2 separate regions of the Homo sapiens genome follow, and region 2 is linked to region 1. The links are chromatin loops, found by intact Hi-C in ENCODE. Cell type or tissue: Caco-2. All regions are shown on one strand. Links, peaks and the distances in the headings refer to the core of each region. The heading gives the core; the rest is flanking DNA. Region 1 overlaps GLYATL1-AS1 (GLYATL1 antisense RNA 1). Region 2 overlaps GLYATL1 (glycine-N-acyltransferase like 1).

What was found. A loop is a pair of places that touch in the nucleus more often than their neighbours do. Peaks named below come from ENCODE experiments on the same cell type or tissue, not always from the same donor. Only the 100,000 strongest peaks of a DNase experiment are listed, where the experiment ranks them.
Region 2: it touches region 1 in a loop (4-fold over the local background); 1 of 110 quality-filtered maps calls a loop at or near these places.

Annotation. Positions count from the first base shown.
Region 1 is chr11:58,993,529-59,006,015 of GRCh38, reverse strand. It overlaps GLYATL1-AS1 (GLYATL1 antisense RNA 1), which reads left to right. Exons shown (of 6, transcript NR_033853.2): 4 at 11,965-12,013. It also overlaps the pseudogene GLYATL1P1 and the pseudogene LOC100287485. Among named protein-coding and RNA genes, the nearest start is that of GLYATL1-AS1, 59 kb to the left of the region's middle. In Caco-2, for the core only: no CTCF peak of the experiment used is centred there; DNase peaks (open chromatin) are centred at 6,515, 6,925 and 7,385.
Region 2 is chr11:58,940,785-58,953,271 of GRCh38, reverse strand. It overlaps GLYATL1 (glycine-N-acyltransferase like 1), which reads right to left. Exons shown (of 7, transcript NM_001389712.2): 2 at 9,606-9,729; 3 at 6,107-6,226; 4 at 5,307-5,414. The coding sequence starts at 6,184. All of the region lies in intron 5 of GLYATL1-AS1 (GLYATL1 antisense RNA 1), which reads left to right. Among named protein-coding and RNA genes, the nearest start is that of GLYATL1, 7.5 kb to the right of the region's middle. In Caco-2, for the core only: no CTCF peak of the experiment used is centred there; no DNase peak of the experiment used is centred there.

The DNA.
Region 1 (12,487 bases), core at 4,463-9,462:
GTTTTTAAAATTTCCTTCAGAACCTTGTATATACACAAATTACCACCATGCTAAACACTTCACACACCTTTTCTGGCAAGGAAATCCTCATGACAACCTACAATGTAGATATTACTATCCCCATTTTATAGATAATGCAACTGAGGCAGAGAGGCTCAAATAATTTGACCTACCTAAGGTGACCCAGATAGCCAGAAGAGGAGCCAGGGGTGGAATTTTGGTTTGTTTGATTCCAAAGCCCATGTTGTTAACCACTTTGCTTCCATTTGTATTGATTTTGGCTATATACTTATGAAGGAGGCCAGCCCCTCCACACCTGTGGGTATTTCTCATCAGGTAGGATAAGAGACTGAGAAAAGAAATAAGACACAGAGACAAAGTACAGAGAAAGAAAAGTGGGCCCGGGGGGCCGGTGCTCAGCATACTGAGGACCCGAACCAGCACCGGTCTCTGAGTTCCCTCAGTATTTATTGATTACTATTTTCACTATCTCAGCAAGGGGAATGTGGCAGGAGAACAGGGTGATAGTGGGGAGAAGGTCAGCAAGAAAACATGTTAGCAAAGAAATCTGTGTCACAAATAAGTTCAAGGGAAGGTACTATGCCTGGATGTGCACGTGGGCCACATGTATGCTTCTCTCCACCCAGACATCTCAGTGGAGTAAAGAGTAATAGAGCAGCATTGCTGCCAGCATGTCTCACCTCCCGACACAGGGGAGTTTTTCTCCTATCTCAGAATAGAACAAATGTACAATCGGGTTTTATACCGAGACATTCAGTTCCCAGGGGCAGGCAGGGGACAGAGGCCTTCCTCTTATCTCAACTGCAAGAGGCCTTCCTCTATGAATCCTTCTTCTGCACAGACTCTTCACGTATGTCGGGCTGGGGGATGGTCCAGTCTTTCCCATTCCACGAGGCCATATCTCAGGCTATCACGTGGGGAGAACCTTGGACAATACCCGGCTTTCCTGGGCAGAGGTCCCTGCGGCTTTCAGCAGTGCATTGTGCCCCTGCTTCCTAGAGAATGGAGAATGGTGATGACTTTTACCCAGCATACTGCCTGTAAACATATTGTTAACAAGGCACATCTTGTACAGCCCTGGATCCCTTAAACCTTGATTCCATACAACACATGTTTCTGTGAGCTCAAGGTTGGGGCTAAAGTTACAGACTAACAGCATCTCAAGGCAAAACAATTGTTCACGGTACAGGTCAAAATGGAGTTTCTTATGTCTTCCTTTTCTACAAAGATACAGTAACAGTCTGATATCTCTTTCTTTTCCCTACATATCCCCCTTTTCTTTTTGACAAAACTGCCATCGTCATTATGGCCCGTTCTCGCTGGTTGCTGCCTCTTTGGAGCTGTTGGATACACCTGTAGACTAACAAGAGACAGAACAGACATACAAGGATTAATATGAAATTTACAATAGTGGAACTTCTGATGGTTTTAACCTAAGTGACGGGGTTAAGCTTTGTGAGGCCATCAGCAGCTTTTACAATTGCCTCAGTTTTTGGCACCAAATTTAAATGGGCTTTTGTTGTCTTAAAAATTTGTTTTTGAAATTTTGAAATATTTAAAGTAAGATTATCTTCTCTTCCTTGTAGATGGCATCTAACTATGTCTCAGTGATGCTCAGACTCATTATAGGCTTGGGGTATAATGCAAAAATCTGATGTATTTTAGTCACACTGTAACTGAAAAAGATATTCCAAGCTCATGAGCCTATCTTCCTTTCAAATGACGGTTTGTCTAAGATCATTAATTTGGTTTGCCAATTTTTTATCTATTTGGGTCTGAGAATTTCACAATTTTGAGGAATTCTTTTGCCAATTATTTACGTATTCTGCAGTTTGAACAGAGGAGTGTAAAGAAATTCCAGCAGCTGCAGCAGTAGCTGTGACTGCAATGGGACCCACAATCACTGCAATCAAAGTAAAAATGAATCCTTTGGATCTAGTTAGAAATCGTTTTAATACTTCTGCTAAAAGATGGACAGATGGGGAAGCCTCCTGCAGTCAGTCCATGGACACAGGGATCTACACGCCCTCTCTTGCCCTCACCAGCAGAATACTGTGCTGCCAATCAAAAGTCGAATCAATGCAAGTAAGCAATCTACAGTTTTTACAGGTTACAATTTGGGAATCTGGTTTAATAAGTATGTTTCCTACAACTAGCATATAAAGGAGTTTTACACAACTTTGCAAAGGAATTGTCAGATTGGAATTTAGGTTAATAGTATAATATGGCCTACGATTTTTTGTTCCTATAGTTTGATTTGCAGACCAAATTCTAATGTGGTGCGAGGCCACAGTAAGCTTTCATCATTCTGGATGTTCAGGACCAGTAACAGGACTAATTAACTTTGGTCGAGGTGAGGAAATTCTCTTTTTACTCCATTTTAATGGATAGGGTGATTTTCACCTTTTATAAACCTGGTCCAGCTTTTTAAATTACTATCATAGGCCAGATTAATGGGCCAGATGGATGGGGCTTGTGAACATGAGTGAGTCTGGCCCATACAATTATAATATAATTGGCCTCGAGGGTCCCAGTCTGTAATAGTTACAAATTCATTGTTTTGTAATATCACCGCAGTATCAGCCACATATTCTTTCCAAACTAAGACTTTTAGGTCTTTTGATTCTTTGGGAATTTTTGGGGGGCAAGCCTTCCCCTTAGGCCTAAATTTTAATGATCTTTGATAAGAAGAATACTGTAAATTATTTATTTGTTGCCCGAGTGACATTCGACTTACCATGTGATAAGTATATCTACTGGTGGCACTGACAGTAGGTACTTCTACCAACCAATTTTGGGTTGTAGGCATTAAGCATCTGGGTGCCTTCCCTAGGCAAGTAGGAGGATAATGATATCCAATGGAAATATTTATCATCATTCCTTCTTTTTGTAGGTTTGGCAGGGCAACGATCATCTGTGGGGCCTGGTACCCATGCACTATTATTAACATATACTTTAGTAGGACTATCTATTCATGTGACTGCCCGAATTAAGGGCAGGAAAGGCACATGGTCCCAGTAAGTATAATAAGTTGCAGCTGCTCCTGAAGACATGGGGAGACTGACCACCATTGATACAGTCATCAAAGCTGCAAGCAGTATATTCTCTGGAGTTCACATTACCCTTGTTTTCTTCAGGCTTTTTCAGTATACTGTGTCAGCTTTTTGAACTGGGCCCAGGTCAGTGGCTCCACTTCCTTGCTGGATGGCAACTTCTTCTGTAAGTTGTAGGTATCTAAACTAGAAGCTGTTTTTTTCCTAGGGAAATACAAGCAATACCTCTCCCCCATGTTATCACCTTTCCTGTTGTTCATGTTTTATTTTTATTATTTTTTCACCAAATCAGTTTTCCTTTATGTGAACTGTCCTTTTTATCAGTAAAATGTTGTTCTGTAGAAGTACTTGTCGGATTTTTCTAAATGTTTAAAAAAATTAAAGTATAGAGTGCTAGATTAAGTTGCATCTGGGGAGTGTTATACTCTTACTGTCTTTTTCTTTTTTTTTGTTTCACCAAGTGTTATACTCTTACTGTCTTTTTCCTTTTTTTGTTTCACCAATTGAGCTTTGAGTGTTCTATTAGTTCTTTCAACTAGTGTCTGTCCTTGGGAATTATAAGGGATTCCTGTTGTATGTGTAATTTTTCACTGATTTAAGAATTTTTGAAATGTTTTACTACAGTATCCTGGCCCATTATCTGTTTTAATTTTTCCTGGAACTCCCATGACAGCAAAACAAGATAATAAACGTCTTTTAACATGGGAAGTACTTTTTCCTGTCTGGCAGGTTGCCCATACAAAATGTGAATAAGTATCAACTGTCACATGGACAAATGACAATTTTCCAAACGACAGTACATGTGTGACATCCATTTGCCATAATGCATTAGGACATAGAACTCTGGGATTAACTCCTACCTCCTGAGTGTGCAGGTTTAGGACTTGACATGGGTCCAGTGTTGTACAATATTTTTTGGCTGTTTTTATGGATATCAATTTTACTTTTTAATCCTGTTGCATTTACATGAGTCAAGGCATGAAGTTCTTATGCTTCTATGAATGCAGATGATACTAGCTAGTCAGCTTGTTCATTTGCTTCAGTTAAAGGCCCTGGTAAATTAATATGTGCTCAAATATGAGTAATATAAAATGGGAAATTTCTTTTTTTTACAGTGTTTTTGTAACAAATTAAACAGCTGGTTTAACTGATCATCAATACTATATTTGATTAGGGCTGTCTCACCATCCTTTGTAGCCTGTACTACATATGCAGAATCTGATACAATGTTAATAGGCTGATTAAAACCTTGTAACACTGAAATGACAGCAACCAACTCTGCTCTTTGAGCTGAGTAATATTGAGTTTCAATGACTCGTTCTTTTGGCCTGATGTAAGCTGCTTTTCCATGGCTGGAACCATCAGTAAACACCATCAGAGCATTCTGTAAATGTTTATGTCTGGTAATTTTAGGTAAAATCCAAGTAGCCAATTTTAAAAACTGGAAGATTTTTGTTTTTGGGTAATGATTGTCAATAATTTCCACAAAATTAGCAAGACCAATCTACCATGAAGCAGAATTGATAAAGGCTTTTCTAACCTGTTTCTTGATTAAAGAAAGAATGATTTTTTCTGGGTCACTTCCACACAATTTTAGTATTCGTAATCTCGCCTGACCAATTAATGTAGCTATTTGATCCCAGTACAATGTAAAAGTATTAATTGTACTGTGAGGAAGGAAGGACCACTCCACAAGACCTGCGTTTTGAACGATAACGGCTGTTGGAGAATGCACAGTAGCAAAAATCAAGCTGGAGTTGGGCCAAGGGATGTATTCTATTTACTTGTGCTCACTGAATTTTTTCTTCAACTAATCCAATTTCTTTAGTTGTCTCTGGAGTTAATGTTCTTTTACTATTCAATTCTGGATCCCCTCTCAAGACAGAGAACAAATTTGACATGGCATAAGTAGGGATGCCTAGAGTTGGCCAAATCCAATTAATATCTCCTAGCAATTTTTGAAAGTCATTTAATGTTTTTAATGTGTCTTTTCTTATTTCTATTTTTTGTGGTTTAATTTTCCTATCCTCTACCTGCACTCTGAAATAATGAAAAGGAGTAGAGGTCTCAATCTTATCAGATGCTATTGTCAGCCCTGTGTTTTAAACCTCTGTTTGCAGAAATGTGTAACAGCCAATTAATTTGTCTCTGGTTTTTGCAGCACACAAAATATCATCAACATAATGAATGATATAATAGTCTGAAAATTTGTCTCTAACTGGTTGAAGAGCTTGAGCTACAAAAGTCTGACAAATAGTTGGACTATTAAGCCTTCCCTGAGGCAACACTTTCCACTGAAACCTGGTGGCTGGTTCTTTATTATTTATGGCTGGTATAGTAAAAGCAAATTTTTCAAAATCCTGTTTTGCCAGAGGAGCGGTAAAAAAGCAATCCTTCAGATGAATTATAATTAAAGGCAAATCTTTGGGGATTATGGCCAGAGAGGGCAACCCAGTTGAGAGAGCCCCCCAGGGGTTGAATTACTGCATTGACAGCTCTTAAGTTGGTCAGCATGCCCCATCGGCTGGAATTTTTATGAATTACAAACACTGGAGAATCTAAGGAAAGAACATTGGTGAAACATGTCCTTTTTACAATAGTTTTTAAACTACTTTATGTAGCGCCCCCAACTATTCCTTAGGGAGCAGCCACTGTTTGACCCAGACGGGATGCTGCAGGGTGAGTCTGAATTGCTCCTTCACCATAGTGAACTGCAGGTTGGGCAATAATGGGTGCCACAAATGAGTCACAGTGAGCCTAGTTTCAGGCTCCCTCCTCCAGCACTCACTCGGCTGAGGAGGAGGTGGCCATCCTGGTTTTAGCCCCAAATGGCCCTGATGGTTCTGGACCTTTTTTTTCTAATTTTAATCTTTCAGGATATATTACCACCTGTAATTGATTGTAGCCAATATTTTGTGTTGACCAAGCCATTAAAGATCTGCTACACATTTACAATGTGAACTTTTCACACATTTCACAATTACAATGTGAAATGGCATGAATTTTTAAAAAATGAATGAATATAAGGGAAGCCAGTTCCTAATGATTCGGGTGTTAACATGGATTTTTGTGGATGCTTATTGGTCCCTTTTGCAACATAACTCTCAATGAGTAGCCCAATGAACCACCTTGGAAGCACTGGCCCCATCCTAAGTCCTCCTAGGCTTCTTGTCCTTATTTCCCATGCCTCATATAAGACTTTACATTGGAGAAAAACTTCATCCCCTACTGTTTTGTTCTGTTGCATTATAGGCATACAGCACCATTTTCAACATAAAACATAAAAACCCATTCAAAATGGAGGTGATGGTAGATGCCTGGACAGATTACCAGATCATCATTACTCAGCCTCAGAACCAGGTAGGAGCAATAGTTACTGAATACCAGGGCAGTCACTCTCCAGACATTCTCTGTGTGGCAATGAGGGAACTGAAACTGAGGAGTGGTGAGAAGAATGTTGACACTGTTGACGTATGCAGGTTTTGGAAGGGCTGTTTGGGAGAGAGGGTAGGGCAGTGAGATAAGGCTTGAACTTAGATCCAGTGATCAATAACCCTGGATGTGTAAATAAAATTAGGATTCCAAGCACTCAGTCTATTCCATCAAAATTCTGATCATAGGACTACATCCCAACCTAGACTTCTATGGCTGAAAGTGATTAAGAAGTGTTTTCACCTGCGAGGACTCTCAAGTGGAAGTGTCATCAGCAGAGGGTAGGCAGACATGTAGAGCCAGACCAAGCTGTCTATTCTAGGTACTATCTGGCTCTGGAATGTTAGTTCTTTCCAAAAGTTTATCTATTCACATGTACTCCAAGAGCCAATCACTGAGCCAGCCTCAGAGTCCTTCCTGGGTTAGGATTAGCTCAGGTGTCACCTTGCCAAAAACCCGGAGCCTTGCCAAACCTGTTTCTTATATTTTTTCCATACCTTAGGCACCTTCTCTTTTAAATCCTTAACATACACCATTTTGGTTACACTTCCCATTCGAGACAATGGAGCTATTTACTCACCCTCTCAAGGGCAGCTCACTTTAGTGCCCTAAAAGAAAGACACTATCTTCAGTGTATAAATAGTGAGTTATTCTTGGAGCGACTGCAAGGCCATTTTCTACACCTATCTTAGAAAAACAGAATGTTTCAAACAAGTTAATCTCTAGTATTCTAGGCCTATGCAAGAGTATTTTGTAATTGTAGGGCTATGTATGATATTTGTTGTATCTGGAGATAAAAAATGACTGGGATCATTACACCAACTCTTACCACATCTTCACCAAAGCTCCTGACAACTTAGAGGAGGTCACGCTCCGAGGTTATCAACTGGGAGCAAACTTTCCAGATCCAATCTAACTAGTCTGAGTTAAAAGAAAAGATGCGTGGTTTATTCCTAGCTGATATGGAAGGTATAAAGCAGTACCTGTCTTTCTCCTCTCTCCAGGTTGACAGGAGGGCTTGGATGAAGCAATAAGAAAGGTTGCAACTTCAAAATCAGTGCAGGTAGATTACATGAAAACCATGCTCTTTATACCGGAATTACCAAAGAAACACAAGACTGCAAGTAATGACAATATGGGGTTATTTAAAATGGGTGATGATAAGAAGTGAGATTTTACGTTTTACTTCCCAAATTCCTTGATAGAATTATTGAGTTGCCACAAAGGCTGTACTTGGAAGTGTAGAATTTGAGACTAAATTATGATGGGCTACAAAATTGCATGGGTAAAGAAAGGGCGTCACGTTAGGAACTGTGTGCTGAGCATGAACAGAGCCTTCATTAGACAAGGTCTTTATGCATATTATTTCACTTAGAGCTCACAAGAGTCCTTCGGAGAGGGCAATGGACATCATGGTGGCATCAAAAAATGTTTACTGAAACTATTTATATCTTACAAAATGCTACATGCTTATAGAAAGTATATAAGCATACAAAATGAAAAATAAAATCTGTCCTCTTGGGTTCCCCTGCTAGGTGTAAATAATTTTGACACTGATATGTATGCTTTTAGTACTCCATATGAGTTATGTATTTATTTTTGCAATATGTACACATAATTTACGGCACTTTCTGAAATGAATATCATCATAAATAGATTATTGAACAGTTGTATAAATATTTCTGAAAGATGAATTACCAGAATTAAAACTGTTGAGTCAAAGACTATGCATAATAAATGAATGATATTTCTAAACTGGATGGTAAGATTTTCATAAATTTAATGTGTGATATCATAACTTATGAAACAACCTAAACATCCAGTAATGGGGAAATAGAAAAAATCATTATGGTACATTAAAACATTAGAATACTATGAAGCCATTACAAAGAATGAAGCAGCTCTACATGACAGATTAGAAAATATTTCCAAAATAGTTTGCTATGTAAAAAAACATGAGGTGGATAGAACAATGTATATAGTATGCTACCATTTGTGAAAATAAACAAATGTATGTACATATCTAAAATTGCATAGATTTATGGGAAACTTGTACAAAATATATTGGTATTAGTGGTTGCTTCTAGAGAAAGTAATTGGGTAATAGGAGATCAGAGAAAGAAGAGAGATTTGCTTTCCTCTAGTAATCCATTTATGCTTAATAATTTTGTTACTAATTGAAAAAATAAATAGAATTTAAACACACATTCACAGATATGTTTGATTTAGCCAGAAAAGTTAACAGTCTTCAAATACTGCTTTGCCCCACCAGTGTTCCCATGAGATTGTTAAGGGGAACATATACACAGGGAACAATGATAAATGGGGATTAAATTATATTTAGTAGTATAACTCTGGAAGTCTGGCATGAAGTACCTGCCCTAAGGTGATTCCTCTAAGCCTACGCATGGATATCTTTATATCTTGCCATTCTAGGTTTGGCTATCCACAGGAGAGGGGTGCAGGAAAGCGTACTTGAGATCTTTCAGGAAGCAAGCCCAGGATCAGGTTAGGCATGGAAGTGAGCAAAAACAAAGCATCACCCATAGAAAACTTAGCGTTCTGTTACCCACCCACTGGCAAACATGAAGTGACTCTGAAACTGACAAACTTCTCAAAAGTCTTCCTCCCTGGAGAGGGGCAAAAATTCCTGGAGATCTTCTCTCTTTCACTATTTCCATATTTACAGAGGATATTACTATAATTTTACAAACAAGAAAACTGAGTCTTACATAACTTTTCCAAAAGAAAATAATCAGGATTAGAATCCCAAAGGTTAGTACCAAAAATTTAGTATTCTTTTTCCTATATTGCAGCTTCTTAAACTGCGTTTCTGGGTATGTGATGACAGGCTTTGGGACACATGAAGATGTAAGATCAGCATTGTTCTCATCTTCCTGTAAAATATGTTTGATTGGAATATCTGTTCAACGAATTACTATCTTGTATATTTAGATATTTTGTGGAGTAGAACTCAAAATGCACATGATTTCATACACGCATCTTTCAAGTAAATTCAGCCACGTGGAGGGCTTCTCTGGTCTATATCCTCACTCTTTTAAAGACGTGTTCATTTTCTTCCTTAGGATACTTAACGGGACATTTTGAGATGTCCTATAACATATCATATTATCTGTCTGCTATTAAATACACCATAAAACACGGTGTTCCCCCACCAATTATTTGGAAACATTTTGAAGCAGGAATAGAAAAGGTAGTTGTAATACAGCTATTGCCTCCTCTAGGCTGTAGGATCCTTAAGGAAAGGAATGGTGTTATTGGAATTTCAGTGTTTGATAATATTGGCTGAATAAAGGTAATTTTTTTTTTCTTCATAGGGAAGGAAACTTTTCAAACATGTTCTTAGGTGTTTCACATGCAGGTCTTGTAAATGAACACTGGGCCTTTGGGAAAAATGAGAGGAGCTTTAAATATATTGAACGCTGCATCCAGGATTTTCTAGGATTTGGTGTGCTGGGTCCAGAGGCACAGCTTGTCTCTTGGCTTGTGATGGGACAGTCCAGTGAGTTGAGAATGGGTTATACTGTCCCCAAACACAGAAACCAAGGCAACATGTCGCAAATTGGTTATCATCTTGAAAGTTATCTTTCTCAGAAAGAAATCCCATTTTATGCTCATGCGGCAGATAATAGTGAGAAAATCCTACAGGCACTGAAAAATGTTGGGTTTAAGATTTGACCTTGTGGCTGGCATCAGTGGAAATGCATCCCCAAGAAATATTGTTGATTAGTTCCACTGTCCATTTCAAATCTTATCAGTAGAAAATCATTAATTCAAACACAAATATGATGATGTACATTAGCACAAAAGACACCTGATTATCCAGGATCTGGGTATTATTTAAGCTCACCCTTAACATTTTTACCCTCCTCTTCCTCTGTATTCTTACAGAAAATTAGAAGCTCAATCCTATGGTCTCATAATTTCATTTATGGTGACAGACATCTCAGAATTAAAATCACCCAATGCCAATCATTAGTGTCAAGATAACCCTTTATAGCAACACTTTCTTAAATGAAGATGACTTCTTTGATGAAAAAAATTGCTTTTTATTCTGAGTACCCTCTGAGGAGCTTTGAGATGCTCAGCTAAATTAAATTTTGTGGCTAGGAGTGAAAATTTGGTTTTCTTACTTGCTTTTTATCACAAGGGGTTGCTAGGTTGAGTTGCAAATTTAAAGCTTAACTTTAAATTTTCAAGATGATTCTTATGTCTATGATGTATTAGTTTTCTTTTGTCATTATAACAAATTATGATAAATATGATTACTTAAAGCAACACAATGTGTTATATTTATGGCAGTCGGAAGTTCAGAATAGGATTTATGGGGCTAAAACCGACATGTTGGCAGGGCCAGCTCTTTCTGGAGGCAATGTGGGTAAATCAGCTCCCTTGCCTTTTCCAGATCATAGAGGCTGTCCTCACTCCTTAGCTTGGGTCTCTGAATCACATCATGTTTTATCTCTCTGCTTTCATCATCATCGCATCACATTCTTCTCTTCTGCACTCACATTTCCTTCTGCCTTCCAATTTTTTTCTTTCTTTCTTTCTTTCTTTTTTTTTTTTTTTTTTTTTTGAGACAGAGTCTCACTCTGTAGCCCAGGGTGGACTACAGTGATGTGAACTTGGCTCACTACAACCTCTGCTTCCCAGGTCCCAGTTCAAGCAATTCTCCTGCCTCAGCCTCCCAAGTAGCTGGGATTGCAGGCATGTACCACCATTCCCAGCTAATTTTTGTATTTTTAGTAGAGACGGGGTTTCACCATGTTAGCAGAGTTCCAATGGCAAATATGAATGGCAGAGTGGAAGACCAGAGCCAAAGGAGGCCACCTTTTGATCATGAAGTGTAATTGTTTTTAAGATCAGCGATTCAGAATTGTAATATAAGCGCTCAAATAGAAAGTTCTAATGATAGTGCATGGCATGTGTCCTTTCCATCATCTAGATTTTCCGCTTTTTTTGTCTGGCTCACTCCTACTCACTCTCCAGTCCTCACCTTAGTGGTCACTTCCCCTGGAATGCCCGTGACCCTTTAAGATAGCAGTGGCAAACACCAAATGCTGAACTTATAACCAGATTCACATGCAACACCTTGCCCTGTGCCATGCTTCAATAATGATGAGGAAGTGAGAAAGAGTAGGAGAAAGGAGGCACAACAAATGTTATTTCCATAGCAGAGGCCCCAAGGCCAGTCCACTTGATTCTCTAGATTTCCTTTTCTGCGTAACAATGATGAAAGGTAGCCTAGGAAAGCCATTTGTCTGAGACTTTACTTTGATACCTTGCTAGTCACTAAACAAAGAGACTGATTCCATTCTTTAGTGTAGCCATTGCCTCAATTCATATATATCAGGGTTATTTATTTCCAATAAAGTATCCATATAGATTAGGTATATTCTAATGACAATTTTATTAAAGTCCTTCATTTATCTTCCAGATAGCAGATTCTGTCAACCACATTTCATAAAGAGTTCTGATTCTAAGAGGTAAGAACTGAGCCTGGCTTTCTAGTTACATGTTTACTACTAAACCCGTCCTTCCCTACTACACTTATGCATATTTAAAGACTATACTCTCCCCTGCCTCCAGCCTGGATTGTAAGTTCCACAAGAGCATGGCTGTGTCTTCTAACATCAAGTCTCTATGTTAGAAAAGCTCCTGGCATATCATAAATGCCGAATAAACATTTGTAAGTGAAGAAACCTATTCTATGGTTTCTTCTACGGATATATTAAGAGATGGCTTGCACAAGATAGCTAGGTAGCTTCATTGTCTAAAATGGAACTAGATTCTCCGGGTATCAGGTCCATTGGTGGTACTTACACGTGGCCTCAAAGGAACAGAACTGCCCCACAAATCTGTGGGAGTCATCATTTACTTCTAGAAAAGAGAAGTAAAATGGACTATTATTCTGATGCAGATATTTCATGAATCCCATGATCACCCGTGCCATGTCGTCT
Region 2 (12,487 bases), core at 5,257-10,256, 54 kb after region 1:
TCCCTCAAGAATAAACTATCAATATTGACTTGCAAAAAAATAGAAATCCTGAACAAACTAATAGAAAATATCAGAAATGAAATTAAACATCTACCTTTTAAAAAGTAGACAAGAGTTATGGCCTCCAGCTTCAGCCATGTTGCTACAAAGGACATGATTTTATTATTTTCTATTGCTGTGTAGTATTCCATAAAAATATATGTATCAAGTTTTTTTTATCCAGTCTACCTTTGATGATCACCTGGGTTGATTCCCTGTCTTTGCTATTGTGAACTGTGTAGCAATGAACATACAAGTGCATGTGTCATGTTGGTAGAATGATTCATTTTCTTTTGGGTATTTACCTAGTAAAGACATTGCTGGATCGGATGGCAACTCTGTTTTAATTTCTGTAAGAAATTTCCAGACTACTTTCCACAGTGCAATAATCCTAAGCAAATTACTGCTGTAACAGAAAATCAAATATCACATGCTCTCACTCATAACTGGGAGCTAAGCATTGACCACACATGGGCATAAATGTAGGAACAATAGACAGTGTGGACTACCAGAGGGTGGAGTAAAAGGGGCTGGGTTAGAAAACTACCTATTGGGTACTATGCTCACTACCAGGATGATGGAATCTGTCCATACTCCAAGAATCAGCATCATGCAATCTTCCCATGTAACAAATCTGCACATGTACCCCCGTATTTAAAAAGAATGTTGAAATTAAAAAATAAAATGTAGCCAAAATCAGATTATTTTACATTTAAATTCTACATAAGCCAAAAACAAACACATGATTTTAATAGTAGACTTTGGTAACAGATGAAAAGATCCTAATGCCAAATCTGGTAAGGAAATAACAAAAAGAGAGTTATGACAACATTCCCTTATGCATGCAGATACAAAAATTATGAATAAAATATTCAGTAGCATATACAAAAAATGTGAATATGAACAGTTGGTTTTAGAAAGGCCAGGATGGCTTTGATTGGAAGGTCTTTTAGTGTAATAAATTAGAGGAGAAAAAAATTACATGAGTGTATAAATTGCCAAATAGAAAAGACAAAAATTAAATAACATAAAATTTACCCTCCATTCTAAATATAAGTTCTATGAAAGTAGGAGCAACAGGAAAATGCTCTAAACCTGCAAATACAGAATCAAATGTAATTCCAAATGTAAGCTTTTATAGCTATTTAAAATCAGGGATGAGACAAGTATAGAACTATTATTAGTTGGAATTGTTTCCTTAGGTTGCATATTATGCAATAATGCAAGAAACTAAAAACCCATACAAATACTGGCAAAGCAGCAGCAAATTACTTTGTTTGTAGATTACAGTATTACACATTTAGAAAATCCAAGAGACTTCGACAAAAAAACAAAACAAATAATGCCCCACACAAACAGGATTTTAAACAACAGTGGGACATATTTGGAAATCAAGACTACAAACACAAAGCAATAACAAAATAATAATGCTCAGAAATATAACAGGAAAATAATTTAATAATCTTAACAAATAGTATAAAATACCTAAGGGTAAACTTAATGGAAAAATCACTTAGTTTATCACAGGAAAACACTAACATTTTACCAGATGGCATAGAATGCAAACTGAAAAAAAGTGAGAAAAAGACCATATTTCTTGATGAAAAAATTTAGTGTCACAAAAATATTAATTCTTCCAAAATTGTCGAAAAATGGTCCTCCAATACCAATCACAACTCGAATAGTTATTTGGGATAGTTGGTGGGGAACTGGAAGAATTAGTTTATGTTCATATAGCTATTAAGTTTATAAGAAATAGGAAAGTAAAAAAAGATTGGTGAAGGGTGATTTGCTTTATTAGATATTAAAATTTACCACAGAAACAATGAAATAGCATGAGAAAAGACTAGAAAAAATACAGAAACAGATACAAAAATATATAACATGTTATACGACAAAATAGACATTTATATTTCAGTAGGGAATGACTTATTTAAGAAATGGTACTAACATAATTAGCCAGCCATAAGGAAGATTAATATAAAAGAATGTTAATTCATGCTATTCAAAAATATATTCCAAATAGAATGAAGTTTGCAATGTCAAAAGTAACAATTAACTCACTGTAAGACAAAATGAGAAAACAGTTGTATGATCTTCGAGTAGCAAAAATCTTCCTAATTATTAACTAAAAAAACCCAAAACCTCAGAAGTCATAGTGAAAAAGATAATATATTTGATTACATGAAAATAAAAAATTTCTTAATGTCAAAATCTCCATCAATAAAATAGAAAATAATTATAAATTGGGCAACAAATTTGTAGCATACACCTTTTTTTAGTATCCCTAGTTTCCAAAACACTTACAAAATTTTAAGAATGACACAAAACCCCAGTGTAAAAGTGGTCAAAGAATATAAACAGGTCAAAAGTAAACACCAAATGACCGAGAAACATGAAAATATAATATGTTCAATATCGCTAGTCAGGGAAATGCAAATTAAATCCACAATAAGATGCCATTTTTCACCCACCAGTTTGGGATAAATTAAAAGAGGGATAATATTCAGTGCTCGTGAGAATGTGGGGAAACAATTCTTCCATACATTGCTAATAAAAATAAAATTGTGGAATCCTTTGGGAAGGTAATTTGGCATTGCCTGCTTAGAATAAGATAAACTGTAACTTGCAGATATTCCTTTTGGAAATCAGTTGTACTGAGAAAAATTTCCAGGATATAAAGATATGTATATGAAGATGTTTATTGAAGCTTGTTTGTAGTGGCAAAGAAGTATGAACAGTTTGAACCCAACAGCAGGAGAATGATTGACTAAATAGCATTGCATTGACTCTATGAAATGCCGCAGTTATTAAAACGAATACTTTAGTGCTGTATTGATTCACCCAAAGTGATGTCCATATGTTAAAGGCAAATTAAGAGTGATGACAAAAGAGATCATCAGTGAATATCCCTCTGTTTATTTTTTTGTTTTTTTTTTTTTAGACGGAGTCTCGCTCCGTCGCCCAAGGCTGGAGTGCAGCGGCGGGATCTCAGCTCACTGCAAGCTCCGCCTCCCGGTTTCACGCCATTCTCCGGCCTCAGCCTCCCAAGTAGTTGGGACTACAGGCGCCCGCCACCACGCCCGGCTAATTTTTTTTTTTTTTTTTTTTTTTTTTTTGTATTTTTAGTAGAGACAGGGTTTCACCGTGGTCTCGATCTCCTGACCTCGTGATCCGCCTGCCTCGGCCTCCCAAAGTGCTGGGATTCCTTCTGTGTATTAATATGGGCAAGGACACTGATTACAACCAAGGGGTAGGAAAGGAGGAGAGGAGGGGAGGGGAGGTAAGAGGTTATTAACTTTTTAAAATCATGTTGGATTTTTTTACTTGTATAATCAACATAGATTATCTTTGTGATTAAAAATCAACAATGAAAAAATTAATTTTTTTCTAGATAAATTCTCCTGCATCCCACCCTGAAAAGCTCTTATTCAAAATCAGATTGACTTTCAATACTGAAAGAAACATGGTATGCTATGGAATCAGACTAGGTGAATGCACTTCCAAGTAAATTGCAGCGTATTTCATTCTTTCCTTTTTGTTTTTTTTTTGGTCTTATATGTGTGGTGTGGGACTTTTATATTTTCATATTTTTGTTTATTGACTCACTGTAAAAACTAACTTTGTTCAAAGCAATGCATACATGAAGGTATGGCTTGATGCTATAGTTACGTTGCTAAAATACATATAATAACTACAAAGTTACTGAAGTAAAAGGAACTATTTGACTTCCTACAGTTATCTAGCATACCACACTTTGAAGAAATTGGACCATTGATTAAATAAACTAAACATTAATCTTTGATCCCAAATTGTCAGGAAGCCAGGAGATCAAAAGAACATCCCTGAGGAAGGTGTTAGGCTCAGCCTGGTTCCCATCCCCTTTACCCCTTTGTTCCTCAAGCTAGGGTCACTTTGTCACTTTCTGCATCCGAATCCTGACCCAGTTTGCAAACTAGTCTTGACCTGGTGTGGCTTATTATTATTTGGGGGCTCAGCGTTTACACCTACATGAAGTTGGGCTGGCAATGAGGCTTCAGTTTACTAACCAGATGTGTATGAAACACACAAACACAAAGGGGAAGTATTTAGGAAAAAAATACACCTAGGTTTGTATTACCATTTCAGCTCCATCATTTATTCCTTGTGTGTCCTCAGCCAATAATGGCTAATTATTGTAAACACTATTTACAGTTATGTGCTATGTACTAAGTGTTTAACATACAGTATCTCATTTAAACCTTGTGTAATCCTCTGAAGAAGATCCTCTTATTTTCCCCATTTTAACGGATGATGAAACTCACAGAAGTGCCTATGGTTATATAGCTAGTAAAAGTGGTAGAGTCCACTGCACTTGAATTCAGACTGGGCAATGCTTTAACATCAGGAATCCAGCCGCTACATGACTTAATATTTCTCAATGTTGTTTCCTTATCTGTAAATTGGAGATATTAATGCTCACTTCATAAGATTGTTCTGATGATAACATTCACTAACGAGAGAAGTGCTTCCACACAGTTGACACACAGTAATTATGAGTCCCTTCCCTGGTTCCTAAGAAGTAACTTTTTTTTTTGAAAAACAAAACAAAAACAACAGGGTCTCACTCTGTTGCCCAGGCTTCAGTACAGTGGTGTGATCTTGGCTCAATGCAACCTCGACCTTCTGGGGCTCAAGCCATCCTCCCACCTCAGCCTCCTGAGTAGCTAGGAGTATAAACATGCACCACCATGCCCTGCTAATTTTGTTTATTTTCTGTAGAGATGAGGTCTCACTATGTTGTACAGGCTGGTCTCAAACTCCTGGACTCAAGTGATCCTCCTGCCTTGGCCTCCCAAAATGCTGGGATTACAGGTAGAAGACACCATGCCTGGCCCTGAGAGGTAATTTTACTGGTAGACTTATGCCTTGGTTTCTGTTTCTAAGCCACTGTTCTAATATCTCAGACACCCAACTTTCCCTGTAAATTGGCCTCCTTTCAGCCCCTGCAGGTGACCCCTGCCACCTCATAGGGCCCTTAATCTGTGAGTGTCAGCCTTGTCCTTTTCCTCCCTTTCCTCCTCCACCCCCTTTCCCAGAAGGGTCCTATGCTTTACACGAAGGGTGGGAACACGTGGCACTCATGCAAGGTGCCCAGTACTGAAGGAGTGTTTTAAAATACTCACGTTTCCTTTCACCCTATAAAAGCAGCCATGGTGTCTGAACTGGTCAGTTCCTCAGGCCCTGTGGACCTGCCTGGCTCCACCAGTCCCTGTCTGTGTGCCTACCTGCTTTTGAGGCCGGATAATAACCATCTGATATTCAGGCCAGGAATCCACCAGCACCTCCATGTTGAAGGGGTTCCCGTGATTGATGTGATACACAGAGCCATACACCTGAAGGAGGGATGAAAGGGACCAGGAGAGGTTGAGATCCCCAGAGATGAGGATCTGGTTGTGAAGAGGAAGAGAAAAATGGAGATTAAGAGAAGGTACTGAGACCAAGTCAGTGATGGTGAGATGAGCAGTATGGTCCTGGAGAGGACCATACTGATGGACGTGAAGTTACCAGCAAGCAGGCAGAACTCACAGGTAGGACTGTCCTTGTGATACCAAAGAGCTACTGTGTACTAGCTGGGCACTTGGCAATGCTCTTAGCATTTATATTGTATAGATTTATTCAGTGTCCATAGCAACTTTAAGCGGTAGGTGCTAACGTTATTCCCATCTCATTGATGGAAAAACCAAACGTAAAGTCAGAGAAAGGGAAAGAAACATCCACAAAGCCATCTGACTAGAAAATGGCAGCCTTGGAATGCATATCCATTCAGACAGGCTCCAAACCATGTTCGTAGCCACCATGCTCCACTGCCTCTCCAAATGAGTGGCAAAACCTGCAGAGTGGACCTAGCTGCCTCTTCCCAAAGAGAAGCAGCAGCTCTTGATATGCAGCCTGTGCCCCCAGTCCCATCCTGTTTCCCAGCTCCAACCCTCTGCAAACAGTCAGGAAGGACTAGAATCACAAGCCTGCTATTTTCTCATCCTCAACACCCCTACTCCCATACCCTGACCTCCCACTGTTCCCTGACCTTCAGGGACTCAGGGATGCTCCTGGCCAAGGATTTGTATAGGGCCAGCAGCTTATGGGAGTTATTCAGTAGGATCATTCTGTGGGATGCTTCAGACCTTGAGACCTTGAAGAAGAAACTCTGAAAAGATAAGAAATGAAGGGAAAATGTTAAGGAAACAAATGAATTTAAAATGCACTTTATACATCTCCATTCAAGTAACACTCGTGATGTAGGTACTGTTAGTATCATATTCATTCTGAATACACCAAATCTCAGAGGGACTAAGTAAATTTCTCAAGTTCTTAGAGATAAATGCCAGAGTCAGATTTTGAAACCATATATGACTGTCTCCAAAACCCATGCCCTTCCTCCCTTGTGGAAAGAATTAAAAGTGAATATTAAGAGTTCTGTGAGCTTCCCAAATGCCTGTAACAGAACACTCCACCACTACCATCATAAGTTTTTTCCTGTATTTTGGTCATTATATGCCTGAGAATTCTTCTTTCATCTGCAATAGAAAATATCAGCCCTCTAAGAACAGGTATGACTAAAAAACTTGGAGCAGGAGTAGGCATAGATTTTCTTTAGTTTCTCAGGGCCAAATATTTCAAACCTACGGCCATTTTGGAACTTATCCCAGTTTCATTACAAAAATTAAAAACAGATAGAAAAATTTTAACACATATCTGTAAACTTTTGTTGAAATATCATTCAGAATTCTTAGAAATGTGCCAATAATTTAACAATAACTTGGAGAAGGTGATCATCACAACTGATAGGTTCAAAGCTTAGGCTGATTTCAAATTTTAGTTCCATCTCATACTTCTTTGTTAAGTTGCTTAACCAATCAGAACCTCAAAGTGTTTTCTCACAACTTTGGAACTGGAAATTAGAATGCATGTTTTCCAAAGGATTGAGATTACACAATGTAATATGTATAAAATGCATAGCATTATGCCTGGAATAAAGTAAGAACAAGTTTTAATATATGTTAGTTTTTTTAATTGACTTCATATTAATCAACATGTCATATAGAGATTTAGCAATTATATTCAATGATGTAAAAATAATTAAAAATGTGAAGAACTTACAACAAAATTAATGTAAGAGAAGGAACCCACGAATCAGATATTTGAAACAATCATTTGCAAATCAGTTAACACAGATTTTTGAAATTTTTTATCCATGAAGTTAAAATAGTTAACAAATATGTGTTAAGTAATAGGCAAGGTGAAACATATTTTATCTTGTCTGGGGTCAAAGGCCTCAAAGTTAAACTATGTTCTGTAGCTAGATGAAGCAATGTTTAAACAAAGGCATCCTTTTGCAAGATCTCATAATTTCAGAATGTTTGAATACCCAAGGAACTTTTAGTAAATAAAACTGGATCTCTGACATGAGCCTATCCCCTGTCTGACTCTGCTGTTCTTGTAGCTGTCAAAAAAAAAATGGTCTTTTTCTTCCCCCCATCTCCAAGTGCTTTCTTTGCTCTGTTTCTCACCTGATTTAACTAAAATTGCCCATACCCATGTGTTTCACTATTGTCTTCTCCTTTGAGCTTTTGGTCAAGATTTTAAAAGTTTTAATTCAAGATCTACCATGCTATATCACTCCCCGCAAAAAAACTTGTGTTCCATTTGCCCTGGGAACATTATATCCTGGGCTGATACATGAGAACAATCCCCACACCTATCAGCTGCCAATCTTTGTCCAAAATACCCCTCCTGTGCATTCCCTACTCCATCCCCTTGCAATGACCTTTGTTGAGGGCCTCTCCTCATACTTAATATTGCTCTTGTGACCCCACCCTGGCCTCAGCTTCTAACATCTACCCAAATAAAAGTGTTCTCTACCTGTATTCCTACCATCAACATTTCTTTTCTAAATCAGGAAGCTGCTAAAAACCTGGGGAGACCCCTCCCCACCTTCTTTAAAAAAATCGTTGTAAAGGACACATAACACAAAACTAACCGTTTAACCATTTTTAAGCGTACAATGCAGCGGTATTGTATACATTCATGGTGCTTATCCATTTCCAGAGCCTTTTTGTCATCCTAAATGGCAACTATACCCATGAAATCACAATTACTCATTCCCTCTCTCCCTAGCCCCTGGCTAGGGGTATATATATATATACCCCTATATATAATATATATATTTTATATATGTATATAAAATAACTTTTACTTTATTTCTCTAGGAATTTGCCTATTCTGGGTACTTCATATATCATGGAATCCGATGATATTGGTCCATTTGGGTCTGGCTTATTTCACTTAGCATAATGTTTTCAAGGTTCACATCTGTTGTATTATGTATCAGAATTTCATTCCTTAACTAAAATAATTTTTCATAATATATGGAAAATAAGTTTAATGTCCACTAAAGAGAAATTATAAATTTGTGAATGACAGTCTGTAAATATGAGTAGCACACAGTCAGTGGTCACTGTGAAGACTACAGAAAAGCAATTATAATGAATAATGGGTAAAAATATCAAAATATATAACTTTTACATATGTACCCAAATTATGTTTGCATGTGGACAAGGACTTGAAGGGAATAAATAAACATGAAAATTGTTTTTGGGTGGTGAAAGTATGTGTGATTTATTTCTTATTTGAGAATTTTAGTTTGTACCATTGAGATGTTTTTATTTTTATGCAAGATTGAAAAAAACATGGAAGGCAATGGAACCATAGTTAAATATGAGAATTATGAAAACAGAATAAATGCTATATATTTTTTTCTTTTTTCCCCACAGTCCCATCAGCTATCAAGTTTCTTTATTTGTAGGGAGAAGGAAAAAGCTCCCCATTCACCACAATTCTGTACATGCCTCATCCTGTCACCCACAGCAGTCAACAAAGAGTGCAAGGCAGATTATTCCAAAAAGAATAGCAGTTGACATCCAATAGTGCCAAAACTGTTTTTAGTCAAAGAGACTTTACTGAGAGCCCTCATTTATAAATGTACTTGGCATTGTTGTTTAAATGCATTGGCATTGTTGTTCATTTGGAATGTTCCACTCTAAGTATCTTTAGTAATGTTTTGCCATTTCTGTAAGACTTGGTATACAGTCCTAATGTATAAGCCAGAAGGAACTCAGTTTTACAGAAATTAAGGATCCCATTTTTATCTAAAATATTGTCTTTATTCTTAGGTTCTCTTGATGAACTTAGCCAGTGATTTTTTTCCTACCTAGGCGCACAAAAAAAAAAAAGAAAAGAAAAGAAACAAAGGGGTAGAACACAAAAATCCCTGTGAATTTTCAAAAGCCAAATTTTATAACTCCTGCAACATTACTGCTTACTACCAGTTCCTTTCTGACCCAGTGAGATGTAAGAGGCCTCTAACTGGATCCAGGCCAGTTAATTCCAAGATCAAATCTGTTCCTAGACCCAGTCTGTTTCCTGTTGTGACTCCAAACCCAGTTTGGATCAGAAATTTGCTCCAAGCAACTCAGAGAGCTCAAAACACCAACGTGTGAAGCTCCAAAATGCGAGAGGGAGCTTACCTATTATCCTCAGCCACTCTGAGAGATCAATGGACACAATTGGATCCTGCAGGTACCTTCCGTGTTCACTTCGCGCTCCTGGGGATACTAGAAGCTCCACTTCAGATCCTTCTTGTGACACCATCTGATAAAAGAAAAACTTCAGCTGAATTAAACTTAAAGGAGTTTCATTAAGCAACAAACAATTTGTGAATCCGGCAGCCTACAAAATCACAGCAGATTCACCGAGGCTCCGGGGGTGCCTCGTGGTCAAAATGAATTTATAGACAAAAAAGGTAAAGTGATGTACAGGAACCAGAAATCAGGTACAGAAACAAAGAGATTGGTTACAACTGGGCGCTTGCCTTATTTGAACACAGTTTGAACATTCAGCAGTCTATGAGTAGTTGAAGTATGGCTGCTGGGATTGGCCAACACTGGAGTATTGTTACAGGTGCACACTACTAAATTAGGTTTTCAATTTTGTCTGATGATTAAGCTACGTTACAGTTTACCCACAAGGACTCAAATGAAGAAGTACAGAGTCCTTCTCAGGCTGTAATTAGTTTGTTTCAACAGTTTGTAGCAAAATTTATTGAAAGGATTGTCTATACATGCTATCTCCAATCCCCCTCCTAACCTCATCTAATTGGGTTTTTGCTGCTACCATTCTACTGAAACACTTTTTAAAACCATCAGGGATCTCTGTGTTATTAAATCCAGTGGTCAATTATTGCTTCTCATCTTAATAGATCATCCTTTAATGGACTTGGTTTCCAAGACAACACACTCTCTTGTTTTTTCTTTAACTTTACTGACTACTTTTTCTCAGTCTCCTCTGTGGACCCTTCTTTCCTCCCCAGTTTCTTAATTTTGGATCACTTCAGAGTTCCCGGTGATCCCATCTGGTCCCATAGCTTTAAAATCAATCTACCTGCCAATGACTAATACATTTAAATTACTACTCAAATTTTTTCCAAACTCAAGGCATATGTATCTAACGGCCTGTTTGACATCTCTTGGATTCCTTCCAATAGCCATCTCAAACTCATTATGTCTCAAATCAATCTTCTTATCCACCCTCTCCACCCAGCCTACTTCACCTGTAGTCTTTCTCAACTTAGTTGATGGCAACTCCATTTCTTCACCTGTTCAAAGAAAAATTCTTGGAGTTATTCTTAAGTATCTTTTCCCCTCCCACTTTACATCCAATCCATTATGACATCCTGCTAATTCTGGCTGGGAGAAAATTCTTCATGGCCTCTCACATTTCTGTATGTCTTATGAGCAGAGACATTGACAGCCTTTTCTCCTGACTATCTTTTCAAGGATGTTTCTAAAGAGGACAGCTTGGAAGCTAGAGATATTGCTTTCTTCTGAAGCAGAGGGTAGGTCTGCTTACTGATCAGTATAAGAAAGATAATGTCCCCCTCTGGAGCAAAGTTCAGACAGGTTTGCTTGCAGTTCATTATAAAACATCCAGGTGACCTAAATTCAGGGTTCCTTGGCTTCAACACACATCTGTTGCACTTGCAACATTAATCTGCCTTTCTGTATTTCCTCTGTAGGACTTGTGGAGCAAGGATGACTGACACAAACACAAAAATCATTCTCCCTGTTGAATGAGTCATAAAACTCTGTCTTTGACCCAGAAAGCTTGTGTTATCTGTCAGCATTCATGAAACATTGCCCCAAGTAGGGTAAACTTTTATATGCTTCACAGTTCTTAGCAGTCTTTTCTGGATGGAGAATGCCTTTAGTCTTCCGTCAATAACAAATGAGGATGCTCCTTTTAAAACAAAAGCCAGATTTTGTCATGTCTTTGTGCAACTCCTGCAGCAACTCCCAATCTCATTTAGAGAAAGAGGTACAAATTGTTTATAACAGTTCTCTAAGTTAGACTCCAGTCACCTCCCTGACATCTGTCCAGTCAGGTCCTAGACCTCACTCTCTTTGGCCTCTCTGCTTCAGGCACTTGGCTGTTCTTTTTCTTCTGCCTGCATTCTGTTTTCTTATTAGACCTATAAAAACTCTATTACCTTCTTTAAGTCTTCACCTAAAAGCCACCTGCTCAATAAGGCCTCCTTTGGCCATCCTATTAAAAATTACTACTCCTCCCCTTTGGGTATATACCCAGTAATGGGATGGCTATAAATCATGCTGCTATAAAGACACATGCACACGTATGTTTATTGCGGCACTATTCACAATAGCAAAGACTTGGAACCAACCCAAATGTCCAGAAATGATAGACTGGATTAAGAAAATGTGGCACATATATACACCATGGAATACTATGCAGCCATAAAAAATGACGAGTTCATGTCCTTTGTAGGGACATGGATGAAACTAGAAATCATCATTCTCAGTAAACTATCACAAGGACAAAAAACCAAACACCGCATGTTCTCACTCATAGATGGGAATTGAACAATGAGAACACGTGGACACAGGAAGGGGAACATCACACTCTGGGGACTGTTGTGGGGTGGGGGGAGGGGGGAGGGATAGCATTAGGAGATATACCTAATGCTAAATGACGAGTTAATGGGTGCAGCACACCAGCATGGCACATGTATACATATGTAACTAACCTGCACATTGTGCACATGTACCCTAAAACTTAAAGTGTAATAATAATAAAAAAAATTACTACTCCTCCCCTAGTCTCCCTGCAATGCTTCTGTGCCCCATTGTCATTCTCTGCCTCTATTTGTCTTTTTGACAGGGTCTCGCTCTTTCACCTAGGTTGGAGTGCAGTGGCTGAATCAAGACTCACTGAAGCCTTGATCATTCAGGCTCAAGCAATCCTCCAATCTCAGTCTCCTGAGTAGCTGGAACTACAAGCATGAATCACTGTGCTTGGCTAATTGTTTAATTTTTATTTTATAGAGATGGGGGAG